Linked DNA regions of Homo sapiens: region 2 is linked to region 1. The links are chromatin contacts, found by Hi-C in ENCODE. All regions are on one chromosome and are shown on one strand. Each heading gives the region's core, a stretch centred on a gene start or an enhancer-like site at or near the end of the contact. The rest is flanking DNA. Distances are from core to core; before and after follow the strand shown.

Evidence for each region. Hi-C counts contacts between places; a loop is a spot of excess contacts on that map. Pooled maps may share reads with other maps.
Region 2: a pooled map shows a loop between it and region 1 (2.0-fold over the local background). The contact joins two enhancer-like sites. A Hi-C loop is called at or near these places in 3 of 37 single-sample maps with no recorded cell type and 3 of 50 pooled maps.

The regions. Positions count from the first base shown.
Region 1 is chr6:106,178,318-106,185,008 of GRCh38, forward strand. It overlaps ATG5 (autophagy related 5), which reads right to left. Exons shown (of 8, transcript NM_004849.4): 8 at 6,159-6,691. Among named protein-coding and RNA genes, the nearest start is that of PRDM1, 95 kb to the left of the region's middle. RefSeq lists a silencer at 4,268-4,317. Within about 2 kb of position 3,819, at least 3 of the 41 ENCODE cell types and tissues checked have a DNase peak (open chromatin) inside an H3K27ac peak, as active enhancers do.
Region 2 is chr6:105,876,256-105,882,946 of GRCh38, forward strand. All of the region lies in intron 2 of LOC105377923 (a long non-coding RNA gene), which reads right to left. Among named protein-coding and RNA genes, the nearest start is that of PRDM1, 210 kb to the right of the region's middle. Within about 2 kb of position 4,061, at least 6 of the 41 ENCODE cell types and tissues checked have a DNase peak (open chromatin) inside an H3K27ac peak, as active enhancers do.

The sequences.
Region 1 (6,691 bases), core at 2,569-5,068:
TAATCAACAGGGCCAGGCAAGAGCTGTTCAATCTGTTGTCTGAGGGGCACAGAGATCCTGAACAGGTTCCCAAAAGGCTGGCATAACAGGCAAGAGGGTGCTGGCAGGTCAGCTTCTGGGCCAGCCACCCCGCTTCAACCAGAGAAGCTCCTCTTTGACCTACTGGATATTTGAGCAAGGTTTTACTGAAGAACACTTTCCTGCTGAAAAAAGGCTGGAAAACCACTGGCTCAGCAAGTAACAGTAGCTTTGTCATTGTTCTCCCAGGTTTAGAACAGACTTAACTCTAAACCTCCCTGCACACTGCCACCAGAGTCAGCATCTTAAAAGGTAGCTGTGAGCACATGATCTAACTACTAAAAATATTCAGTGGCTCTTATTGCACCTCAAATAAAATCTCATCTCCCTGGCCTGATACTCAAGGCTTTTCATAATCTTGTCAGAATATACCTTTCCTGTTTTATCTTGCCCTGTCTCCTACAAGTGACTTAGGTGCAGCCCAATTGTACAACCATCCCTCTGAGTTTTTGTTCCTGTGGTTCCACCTAGCTTGTCATCACACACTTTTCTTCCCGCTTTCTCCAATTTTACCCTTTCCTCAAGTTCTAACTCAAAAGCCACTTCTTCAATGAAGCTTTTCCTAACCTACTCGAATGTTATCAAAACGTATTCATTCAATAAATACTTAATAACCCCCTGTGATATGCCAGAAGTGTGGGGATAAAGAGAAGTTGTCCTTGCCCTCAAACTTATTGTCTGTTGTGAGATCAAAAATAAGGCAAGGCAATTCAGGAAGTGGGTAAGAGTGTGGTCTCTGGACCCATTCTGCTGGGCTTCAATCCAACTCTATCATGATGCTGAGAAAGTTCCTTGTCCTGTATCTCAGTTTCCCTGTGGGGACAATACTAGTGATGATCTCATATAGCTCTGCAATTAAATGAGTTAATATTCGAAAAGCACCTAGAACAGTGTGTGGGACACTGTAAACATTCCATAACTGTTAACTATAAAGCCACAAACAAATACATAATTTCAGAGTGAGATATACTATGAAGAGGAGATATAATGTGATGAAGAAATATAAAGTGATAAGAGTGAGGTGGGTCTGGAAGTGGGCTTGGGGTATAATTTTAGATCAGGTGGTCAGGAAAGGCCTATAAGAAAGGGTGACATATAAGCAGATACACAGATGGAGGAGGCAAGTCAGGCAAACAAAATTCCAGGTAGAGATGACATCAGGTGCAGAGTCCCTGGAGGGAGAATGTTCTTGACATATTCAAGGCATAAGATGGGCAAGTGTAGATACACTGAAGTAGCCAAGGCAGCGTGACAGATGTCAGATGCAGAGACCGGATGAAGCAGAACTTGGTAAGGAGCTTAGATACATTTTGGGTGGAATGGAAAGATGCTGAAATGTTTTGATCAAGGAACAGCCACGATGTCATTTGTTTGAAGAAACACATTATACTTAGAAGACTGAAGGGGAGCAGAAAAGAAGCAGGGAGGCCAGATAAGAGGCTACTGTAGTAGTCCAGGTGAGAGATGATGGTTGGTTGCTTAGACTTACATGGTAGCAGTGAAGGTGGTCAGTAGATAGGTTCAGAGTATATTTTAAGGCAGGTTCATCAGGACTCACTGATGGCTATGGTATAGGTGAGAAAAGAAGGGAAATTAAATTAGGACTCCTACATTTTGGGACCGAATGACTAGGTCGCATCTATTCAGATGGAATAGAAAGGGAGAGGTATAGGTTTGGGGGAGAAGCAAGAGTTCTACTTTGACCCCCTACCCCCACTCAAAAAAGGTGAACTATTACTATCTGAGATGGATGACAAGTAGGTGGTTGGGTATTAAGTTTGGAGCTCAGGAGAGAGGTAAATACTGGAGTTAACACAGGGATGGTGTTAAAAGCCATGGGATGTGCTCATATACTGAGTGTAGCTGCAGAAACGGAACCAAAGGCTGAGCCCTGAGATATTTCAACATTAGGAGTCAAAGTAGAGAAGAATCGAAGGAAACTGAGAAAGGTGCTGAGTTAGGAGGAAAACCAGAAGGGTGTGGTGCCCAGTGAAGAAAGTGTTTCAAGAGTGAAACAAGGTGTGATCAAATGTCAAATGCTGCTGAGAGGCCAAGCAAGGTATCAAAGGTAACTCAAAGTAAACAGGTCTCTCGGCTCTATTTCCTCATAGTGCTTTATTTGCGCCTTTCTCATTGCAATTTCCAAGTATTATGTTGTACAGTTATTTTTGTCTTCTCTAGTAAGAAGAGAAGGTCCCTTAAGATCAACAGACCATGTCTTGTTCTTCCTAGAACTTCCACTACTCTATTTGCTCAACAAATGTTTGAATAAACAGATGAATCGTGGAATTCTATAAAATCTAGGACAATATGCCTATCATAGAATTAGCAGTTAGAGCTGGTTTTATTGAGATGTTCTAAATGTTCTGCCCAGAATTAAAGATGTCCACCGTATATCTGAGTTGGATTACTGACAATCGCAACCCATCAGGCATTTCTATTTTTTTGCTCCAATATCGCATGCACTATCCAGTCCACAAATTACTTAGTTTTGGCCGGGTGCCGTGGCTCATGCCTGTAATCCCAGCACTTTGGGAGGCTGAGGCAGGCAGATTACAAGGTCAGGAGTTCGAGACCAGCCTGGCCAACATGGTGAAAACTTGCCTCTACTAAAAATAAAATAAAATAATTAGCTGGATGTAGGGGGTGCCTGTAATCCCAGCTACTAGGGAGGCTGAGGCAGGAGAATCGCTTGAACCAGGGAGGTAGAGATTGCAGTGAGTCAAGATTGCGCAACTGCACTCCAGCCTGGGCGACAGTGTGACACTCAGTCTCAAAAAAAAAATAAATAAGAAACAAAAATTACTTAGTTTTTACTTAATTGCTCCCTCACTTTTTAAAGTTGGCTCCAAGACCTGGTGATACCTTCAGATGTCATCAATAACTTGCTCTGTCATACTTCACTGAATATCAGCATCGATACAGTACAAGAAACATCAGGGTAAGTTGACATTTCATATTACATTATAATGAATTTCAAAACAATGACAAAAGGAGCCATGGAAATACAGGTAGTGAGCATGACCAAACTCTTCAGGAAGACATGGTTGAGATGGCATATGCAGAAAAAAGACTGGTAGTCAGGAGATAACAAATTTCTCTTGGCTTTTACAAAATCGTTGGGGTCAGACAGTTTCTAGGTCAATGAGTGACTGTCTTTGTAAAAGAAAGCTAAAAACTAACAGTTTTGAGTAACAAGAGTATCAAAACCCACCTTACAGATGTGAGCTTTCTACAGCGTACCTTACTTGGAAAATATGCACTAGGCAACACAAAAAGACAAAGTCATCAAGTCCCAAACAAGTACAGCTAGAGATCAGAAATACCTGCTGTATGTGCCAGTACCACAGAAAACCACCCATTTGTGAGGCCAGTCCCTCTCTGCTTGACCTCAGCCGCATTCTATCTGGGGATCTTGGTGACTGATAACAGAATACCATATTTCAGCTCCATGGCTCTCTTGGCTAGTTTTATGGCAACTCCCTGAGAGCAAATATTCCCCTTGAATTCCTACTTACTCATACCTATGAATTGAGGTTTTCTCCAATCCATTGACAATTTGCCTGAGTTTTTATATTTGGATGGATGTTTCATAAACAGAACTTATGGTTAATTCCCAGCCCTTTCACTAAATCTCACCCTGGATGTGATCTGTCAGATTATGGCACTACGGAGCAGCCAGACTATGCATCCAATATTGGCATTATGAAAACCTAAACTACTCCATCCCCTGAGGACAGCACATGACTTGGCATGTATTACTCAGTACACAGTATATACTTGGCAGATGAATTTCAAGAATGACACTGACAAAATGGGAGATATTTGGAGGAAGGAATGAACAGACTAGAGCTATTTTGTTTGGAGATGAGTCAGACGCTTGAGAGCTTCTTTCAAATAGCTAAAGAGTTGTCAGAAAGGGAAAAGTAAGATTTATGCTATAAACTCTAGGTCATTATGAGCTAATGATTTAATGTAGTATTTCCCATGCTAGAGTTCAATAGGAAGCTGTGATACTAGGAAAGAAAAAAAAATTCTATGGTCAAGGAAGTTTGGGAAATGTTGAATTAAATAGCTCTTATTTTCAGAAGTAAAGTTCTAAGCAAAAGCAAGACACAAATCACTCATTTATGAAAAGGTCAGAATTAACAAATACCTCCAGATGCTTGGTGAGAATAGCTCCAGCTTTAGGGGCTGCTTAAATTAGAGTGATGTTGAAACACAAGATATGTGCTGCGGTCTACACTGCAACTAAAATGAATGTGGACTGACGCAAGGATCTGGTCCACAGTGGTTCCTACCGAAAGTAGTCGATTTGAGTAAGCAAGTCTTCATCACTAATGCCAGGCCGAACCAAGTGCACTTTGTATACTGATTTCTAAATGACAAGGTTCTATTTTTATAGCTGGTATTCTTACCAGAAAAATATAACACTCATTATAAAGTTATTAAGTAATCCTTTTTTCCACACTTGCTAAACACCAACTGTGTGCTATATACTCCACTGAGAACTGGGGGAAAAAATGGAAAACGCCTGGTTGTACTTTATTTATCCTTGAGATGTGGAGGTGAGAAAGCTACAGAGGGAAAGCCAAACTAATCACTTTCATAGGAGTCAACTTATACGTCAAAGCGTACTGACATCCCTCAATCTTCAAATTTGTCTTTATCTCACTATATATCATTCTAATACAGTAACATAGTTAATAAAAATGATTTTGCACTTAAAAACCTAAGTACTTAAAGAGCTACCTAAAGGACCTAAAAATTGAGTCTTTCACTCCATGGTTACTATATTGTTCCTACTAGATTTTACAGTAGTACTATATCTGCTCGTAAGCATGAAGAATCAAATTTATAATTCATGATTGATAATGTGAAAGATGCTTTTGTCAAATAAAGCTACATAGTAAATAAATTTTTATAATGTCCAAGTTTTCGCTTAATCTCAAATGATCTGAAAAGAGGCATGCCTCTCTTCTTTCCTCTCTACCATCACTGTAATTTTTAATATTTTCAGACCAGGAGATAAATATATTTAGGAAACAAGAGGATGACAGAACTCAGGCAAGTAGGTATTTTGATGGACTCCATCCATTGATCGACAATGAATAGGTTCAAATATTCCTAAATATGGTCACACTTGATTTTCCTATCATACCCCAAGGTTTTACATTTGTATTTCAACCATGCTGGCACATGTAACAGGAAACCCAACTTACCTCAGACCTAAATATCAATAGTATGATAAATAAAAGTGAGACTGTCATTCTCTGGCATGACCCACATAAACCAAATTTCTAAAAACTGAAGAAAAGGTTACCTCAAATAGCCTATTAAAAAATACTGTAGAAAGATAACCATTAAAAACTACTGTCACACAATGTCAAAGCTTATATATTGTTTTCTCAGATAATGATCAACTCCTAGCTTGTTTCCAGTGTTAAATGTAACAAGACTAGTACACTAAACGAATTCACCTCACACTCAGATTGGAATACGGTTTATACCTCATCATCCTATAAAGACTGATAAGTCAACTTAAACTATAAACAAGTTACTTCGGGTCCCTAAATCTGTAAGAAAATCCTGGTGCTTATCAGTTCAACTCCCCAAACTGAAACGAAGAATAAACACTCTTAATGTGAACAATCATATTCAGACCAGCCTCTTGTGCAAAAATATAAGTCAGTGGATTTTTTTATCCTTACATAACTCAAATATTGCTATTTTTTTCTGCCTTTATTAAAATGGCAATTAGAGTTGAATTCCATGGTCATAATTTAGGTCATCCGAATGAAAATCAACATTATAAAGGACAATGACTTACTTTAATCTGAATTTACTCGTTCCTAGTTAACAATGCCAATATTTAAAAATGTATTTGTATTTTCCTAGGAGGTCACTATTTACTATTAGTCAAATAGGCATATTGGGGGTCTTCTCCAATTTTCTTTTATATTCTCTTCTATATCCCTCCATCCTATTTCTCCAAGAAACTTTTATGACAGTTTGTGACTAAGGAAATTTTAATGATTTTATCAACAGGTAACTTGTTTTAAATAAAGACGGACACAACATTTATTTAATTTTTTAATAAACCATAAAATTTAAATATTCAAATGAAAAGAAACAAAAATAGATTATTTAAGCCAGCATGAATTTCTGGTTTTACTCTTCCTCTAGGGCATTGTAGGCTTGACTTACCTGGGATTAGAGTAATAAAGCTATGATGCTGGTACAATAATGAATGAGGAAGTAAAAATGGGCAATGTCTTCATAAAATTTACTTTCAAATCTAGATCAGAAGTTCACTCAAGCCTACTGCAAAGGCCTGACACTGGTTTTGTCTGTATAAAACTACTCTGGCTTTTTACCACACTTTCTTCATCACAGCTTAGTGTTCCCTGCATTCTGATCCTTTTGCTCACTAAAGCTCACTTCAATCTGTCAAAACATCAAGGGGGAAAATCCCCAAAATGAACCGACGAATAAACACTCTTAATGTGAACAATCATATTCAGACCAGCCTCTTGTGCAAAAATACAAGTCAGTGGATTTTTTATCCTTACATAACTCAAATATTGCTATTTTTTTCCTGCCTTTACTAAAA
Region 2 (6,691 bases), core at 2,811-5,310, 300 kb before region 1:
TTTAATTACGTGGTCCCACCATGGAAGGAAGGCCGGCAGACAGGCAGACACATTCCAATTACACTAATACACCTTGTAAACATCAAATATTTTTATTCTGAGATTAAAGACAGCCTGTATCCTCACAACACTCCTGAGACCGTGCGTCTCAGGGCTGCCAGTGCTGCTGGTGAAACAGGATTTCCTTTGATTAAAATAGACTTTCATATAAATAACAGCCTCAAGTCTAGAGGTGGTCAAATGTAACTTCCACTGCAGACTGTCCACAATCTCAATTGTAGTTCTTAAAAATCTTTCAGAAAGGACAGGGTTCATGTTCTCAGAGGAAACTGATTAACCTAGCCTCGTTTTCTTCCAGTTTTTACCCTACCTATCCAGAGTCGGCAGTCAATTGGTTCCCTTGGTTAACGCTTGGTGGCAGTGGGCCTTGAGGCTTAAATCTGGTTGTTGTGTGGGTCACCTGCCTTCACTTGGTGTCAGCTCTTCCTGAGTCACAGACCGAGATGTTACTAACCCAGCCAAATTCTTTTATCCAGGCCAGCGGGGAACCAGTGACCTGAACGTGCAAGGTGAGTTGTCTGGGTACCTCGCCACTGGTTGTAAGCTAATCTGTAGAGAAAAAGTGATGAAATTCAGCAAAACCATTCATATGCCTTTCTGATAGTGAGCCTTTTCATGTGAGTCATCATCATAGGCAAAAAAGTCTTTGAAGCTCCTGATCCTATATCACAAATAAATGTTAGAACTAATAAATAAACTCCCAAAGAAATAGGTTCTCTATTTGAACCAATAAAACAACTTGTATAAGATGAAAACTTCTGGTCTACTCCATTCAGGCTGCTGTAACAAAATACCATAGACTGGGTGGCTTAGAAACCATAGAAATGTATTTCTTACAGTTCTGGAGACTGGGGGGTAAAAGATCAAGACGCCAGCAGATTCAGTGTCTGGTGAGAGCCCACTTTCTGCCTCATAGATGTTGCCTTTTCATTGTATCCTCACGTGGTAGAAGGGGTGAGTCTCTCTCTTGGGTTTCTTTCATAAGGGCACTAATCCCATTCATGAGGCCTGCACTCCTATGTCCTAATCACCTCCCAAAGGCCCTAACTCCTAATACCATCACCTTGGGATTAAGAGTTCAACATAAGAATTTATGGGGAGACACACATATTCAGACTATAGCACCATCTTAGTGCAAACAACTCCACGTTACAACGGTAGCTCTTTGTGGATGGTCTGCTAAATAGTTACAGGCAACCGAGTCTTTACACAGGCATTGCAGTGTCAATACCTAGGCAAGTTTAATACATAAAAAAAAGCAGACAATGAATCCTTGAAAACTATCCTATTGTGACATGAACCATCAACTCTAATTTCTATATCACATTAATTTGAATTTTTATATGTCATTTCTTCAAAGTGGGTGCCAATGCTACAAATTGGAGGAAATTATGCTTTATGAGTTCCTCTGCAAAACACAGTCTCTCTGGCACAGGGAGGTGATCTAGGAATCCAGATTCAGTGACTCTCCTGCTTTAGTGGCCCTTTATGGAAAAGCTCCAAGATACTTGGGGATACTCGAATGGCTCAAAAGACAAGAGGTGGGCAAGGTGGTCCTGAGAAAAGGCAAACCCATTTAGTTCCTCATGCCCACCCATGACAGTCCATCCCAGCTTAGGCTTTATATAGATTAAGGTGAACACCAAGGGAAGGCCCAAGGGCAAGGCACAGTGATTAAAGGGTAGTAAGATACAAGGTAAGTGTGAGATACAAAGAAGGGGCTTCCCTATACTTAACACATTTGGGTTAGGGAGATCATTAAGCTCATTGTTGACACTTTGGAAGCCACAGCATTCATTGGTTTATCCACTCAATAAATACCCTGACTACTTAGCTACTGTTTAACAGGTTCTGTGATGAGGGCTTAGGATAGAAACACAGGTTGGACAAAGCCCATGACTTCAGGGTGTTTATAGTCTGGTATAACAGACAGAGAAGGAAACACTGGGGGCAATAGAGCCCATCTGAAATGTGTCTTAGGAATATCACTATGGTTCAGGAGGAAAGAACATATTTGAGGAAGATCAGACTGAAAGCAGGGAGACCAGGTAGAACATTATCGCCCAAGTTCAGGATTAAGGCAACCGGGGCTTGTACTATGGCAGTGACCATGGGAACGGAGAAGAAAAGAGAAGCTGGATCCAAGTCTAGGGGCCAAGTTTATGAGGCTAAATTGTGACAGGATTTAAGGAAAGAGGAAGAACCACATCTAGAATGACACCTAGGCTATTGGGTGCTGGAAAAGGAATACAGGACAGTGGGAAGGGGGGCGGTAGGGAGCAGTTTTGGGGAAAGGTATGCCGGATGATTTGAGATTGGAATGTTTTGAGTTCAAGCTTCCTGTTGTACGCTTAAGTTAAAGTGCAGAAGAGAAGTCAATGCTGAATAAATATATCTAGGAGTCGTCAGGTTACTAAAATAAAGAGAACAAATGAGATCTCCCAGGGAGAACACAGGGAATGGAAAGGAAGGCAAAGAGGCTCTGAGCAAGGGGTGGTGACGGGCGGCACCATCACAGCACAGAGGCACACTAGACATGTTTTTCAATTAGAAAAGAGTCTGGTGGAAAAACCACAATGAGATATCATCTCACCCCAGTTAAGATGGCTATTATCAAAAAGTCAGAAAATAGCAAATGCTGGAGAGGATTCGGAGAAAGGGGAATGCGCATACACTGTTGATGGGAAGGTAAATGAGTACAGCCACTGTGGAAAACGGTATGGAGGGTCTTCAAAACTCTAAAACAGAACTACCACATGATCCAGCAATCTGACTGCTTCACAGAGATCCAGAAGAAAGTAAATCACTATATCAAAGAGATACTGCACTTCCATGTTTATTTCAGCACTATTCACAATAGCCAGGATATGAAATCAACCTAAGTGTCCATCAAAGGATGACTGGTAAAGAAAATATGATACACACACACACACACACACACACACACACACAGTGGAATATTATTCTTCCAAAAAAGTAAGAAAATCCTGTCATGTGTAGCAATATGGATGGAATCAGGAGGACATGATGTATAAGCCAGTCACAGAAAGACAAATATTGCATGTTCTCACTCGTATGTGGGGCTTAAAAGATTTGATTTTATGGGCGTGGTGAATACAGTAGTGGTTACTAGAAGCTGGGAAGGGTAGTGGGATGAAGAGGGGTTGGCAACAGGTACAAAAGTACAATTGGATAGAAGAAATAAGGTCTAGTGTTCAGTAGCACAAGAGGAAAACTATAGTTAACAATAATCTATTGTATATTTCAAAATAGCTTGAAGATTTGGAATGTTCCCAACACAAAGAGATGATCAATTTTGAGGTGATGGCTGTTCCAGTTACCCCAACTTGGTCATTACACATTGGATGCTTTTATCAAAATATCACATGTACCCCATAAATATGTACAACTATTATATATCAATGAAAGAAGCTTAAAGTGTTTTTTTAAGAGTCTAGTGGAAAAGCAGAAGATGAGTGAAAATAATAAAGGAATACTAAAGATGGAGAGATTGCCCTGTAATAAGCATGGTACATTTCTGCTAAAATTTACTGTATTTGATTATAAATACCAAATTCTCACTAAGTTCAATAAACCTTTTCTAGTTAAAAAAAAATTATTTGTTCCTTTTTCTTAAACTTTGTGTGGGGATTGTTGCATTAAAAGTGACTTCATTTCCAATTCCAAAATAGTTTTTACTTTTTGTAAAAACTGAAAGTGATGATGCTTCTGAGCAGAAATGGGTGAGTATGTTGAAGACTGCCTTCTTTTGTGAAATCAAGTTCATATCAAACACTTTTTGGCTAGAATTACTAATGCATTACGAAGACTCCTATTTCTTTAAATAGAAAATAAAAGTCCACTTTCCCATAACTTAGATCAGGAAGGCTGCTTCTTGTTGGCCGGGGGTTTTTTATAGTTGCAGCTTAAATTCAGGATGATTTTTATGAGGCAAGGAAGACGTAGATCCTTCTGCAAAAAGAGGAACTTTCACAATTAGTGAAAACCAAGAGTGCTGACACGAGGGACTGGGGAAGATGCTATAACCACAGCGCGTGATGAAGGGAAGACAGCCCTCAGCCACCTTCCCAGCCTGTGCCGGAGCACACGCGCCCCCGCACTTACTGACACTCTTCACGTGTCGGATCTGACTCCTGAAGCAGGTATCACGAGAAAGAGCAAAATGCCCATCTTTGCCTTTAATATTGAAACCAGCTGTGTTGATTCCTCTCTGACCACCTCTCCCTCTGCCTCCCCCAAGTAGTTCACACAGATAAAATGTCTTCAGGACAAACAAGCAACCTTTCAACTTCATGGCTTATTAGCAAAAAGCCTTTTGAAGGCTTCTTTTCAAAAGCTGCAAGTACCCAGTAGAGGCCATGGTGATATAAAAAAGGTTGTTCTTCTCTTAGAAGGAGAAACTTCAAAGCAATCCCTGACATCCCAGAATTCGCTGCTTTTCCAGTAAATATCTGTTTGGGCCAGAGAATTTCAAGCTTTTGGATAAATTCAAAGATGAAGAGCCTGTATTTGGCGCAGCATTTCTATTTGTGTTCTGCACCAGAAAACCTCATCAACTGCATGTATATAACATCACAAGCTGATCACTCAGAGTCAGAGGGGCAAACGTTCACTTTGGCTTTGCTGAGCCTTTCCTTGAAGAGCCAAATCCAGCAAGGACATAGGCAGGCTCCTGAGGCAGGTGTGATGGAGGTGAACACAAGGCGGCAGGGGTAGGAGAGGAGTCTGTGCTCAAAAGGAGGGTTCATTGCAAATTCACTGGTGGGCAACCTTGTGGAAAGGAAGGTTTAAAGTATTTGACTCACAACTTTTAAGGATGCAAGAAATACTGTGAAGTATTTGCCGTATTAATTATGAGTCATTTATATGTATTTGTTAGAGGACTTATATTAAGAAACCGGAGGGTTTTCATTTTGCGGGGGTGTTTTTGGTAATTTGTCCCCCCTGCCAACCCTCACTCATCAGATGTCCTTTCTGTGTCCAGCCTGGGCTCCAATTTCACCATCTTTCACAGACTTGCCACAATTTTCCCTCCTAAGCTTCAGCAGCAGCTCAGGTGGACTATTACTGGTTTTCTGCTGGCACAAGTTACCTTCCATTCTATAGAGATCAATCTCAAGCAAAGCCCTTGAACAACATCTTTTCGATAGGGAGAATTGTTCACTTGTCCATCACTGACTGCTGCCCTGGGTGAGATCTCTAGCTCTCTGTCTATAATCACAACAAGCACATCATGCACACTCTTCCTTGTCGTATGCAAAGTAAAATCTCAAGATCACTAATGCAAAAGAATTCAAGGGCCAACCAAAACCAAGAGAGTAAAAAGATACTGTCTTGAGGAACAAAATGGAGGCAAAATATTGACAGAGTGGTGACATTTATTGGAAGAATTGAGATTTAATTGAAATGAGCACAGAATGAGAAGTTAGAAGCCCATCCTAACCCTGCTTTTGCCACTAACTCACTGGGCAGTTCACTTCCCCTTTGCTCGAGTCTCTCCATTGTATAATTTGAATTATCCACCCACCTATCTGAGATACGCAAAGTTACCTGTTTTGTTTATTCAAATACATATTCGTACTGAATTTTATATTTGGTTAGTGTGAAAAGCAGTATTTTTCAAATATGTATTCCTTAGGAAGAAATTAAGTCTCCAATCTTCTTAGTGTCTAAGGAATAGGGTCACCTCGCAATTACAGGGTCAGTAGTGGTCCTTTGCCCACCCCTGGGACCCTTAAGCCTGGACAAATAATTTTTTTATTTTTTGCAGCTAAGAAAGTCTGGCTTGTAGTTACAGATTAAATCTCATAGGCATCAGTACTTGATGATGTGACCGTGGGTTTAGAGTTCAGTTGCTGAAACTCAACTTCAGTCAGTTGAGCCAATGGGAATCATGCTGTAGACAATGAGCTCATGCTATCCAAATCCATCTGAGAACAATTGATCAAGCAGAACACAAAGGAGCAAATGAGCTGGCCTGGTTTGGGAACAGAGACTACTCATCCATGGAGGTTTCTCTTTCCCATCCAGTTGACCCATCTTGGATCAATTCCTTAGTGAGCTCAACTTCAGATCAGAGGAAGCTAGTTGTTTTTAAGGGAAGCTCCTGCTGGAAACACTCTTGGAGAGTGCTCTTCTCTTCCAAGGGAAATTTCTATACCAAGAACTGAGGCTGACTGCCCTGAAATAGAACACACTCTTGTCTAAATACAGCTGGCAACACTTCTTATTCCCTGGCTTGCCTCCTCCTAGTCCCTGTACACAACATACCTTCCTATTACCACAACTCAACATTTACTCCAGTTGAAATGCAGCCAGGTCGTTCATAGCTTTCTTAACATGGTACATTCCAGGCTTTTGCTTACAAGATCCTGGGGCTGTTAGCAGGGTCTTAACAAACCATCTCTTAAGGTAATCACAAACCATCTCTTAAGGTGATCACAAACCATCTCTTAAGGTAATCTCCATTTTCTGTTGATCCTTTTCAGTTTCCCTTTCACAGGAGAAGTTTCCTCACCTGGTCCCCAAATTTTGAGGGCATGCCTTCTAAGCCTGCAACTTCCACAAGGGACTGACTACACACACATACCCCAGGGGTGCCTCTGAGGAC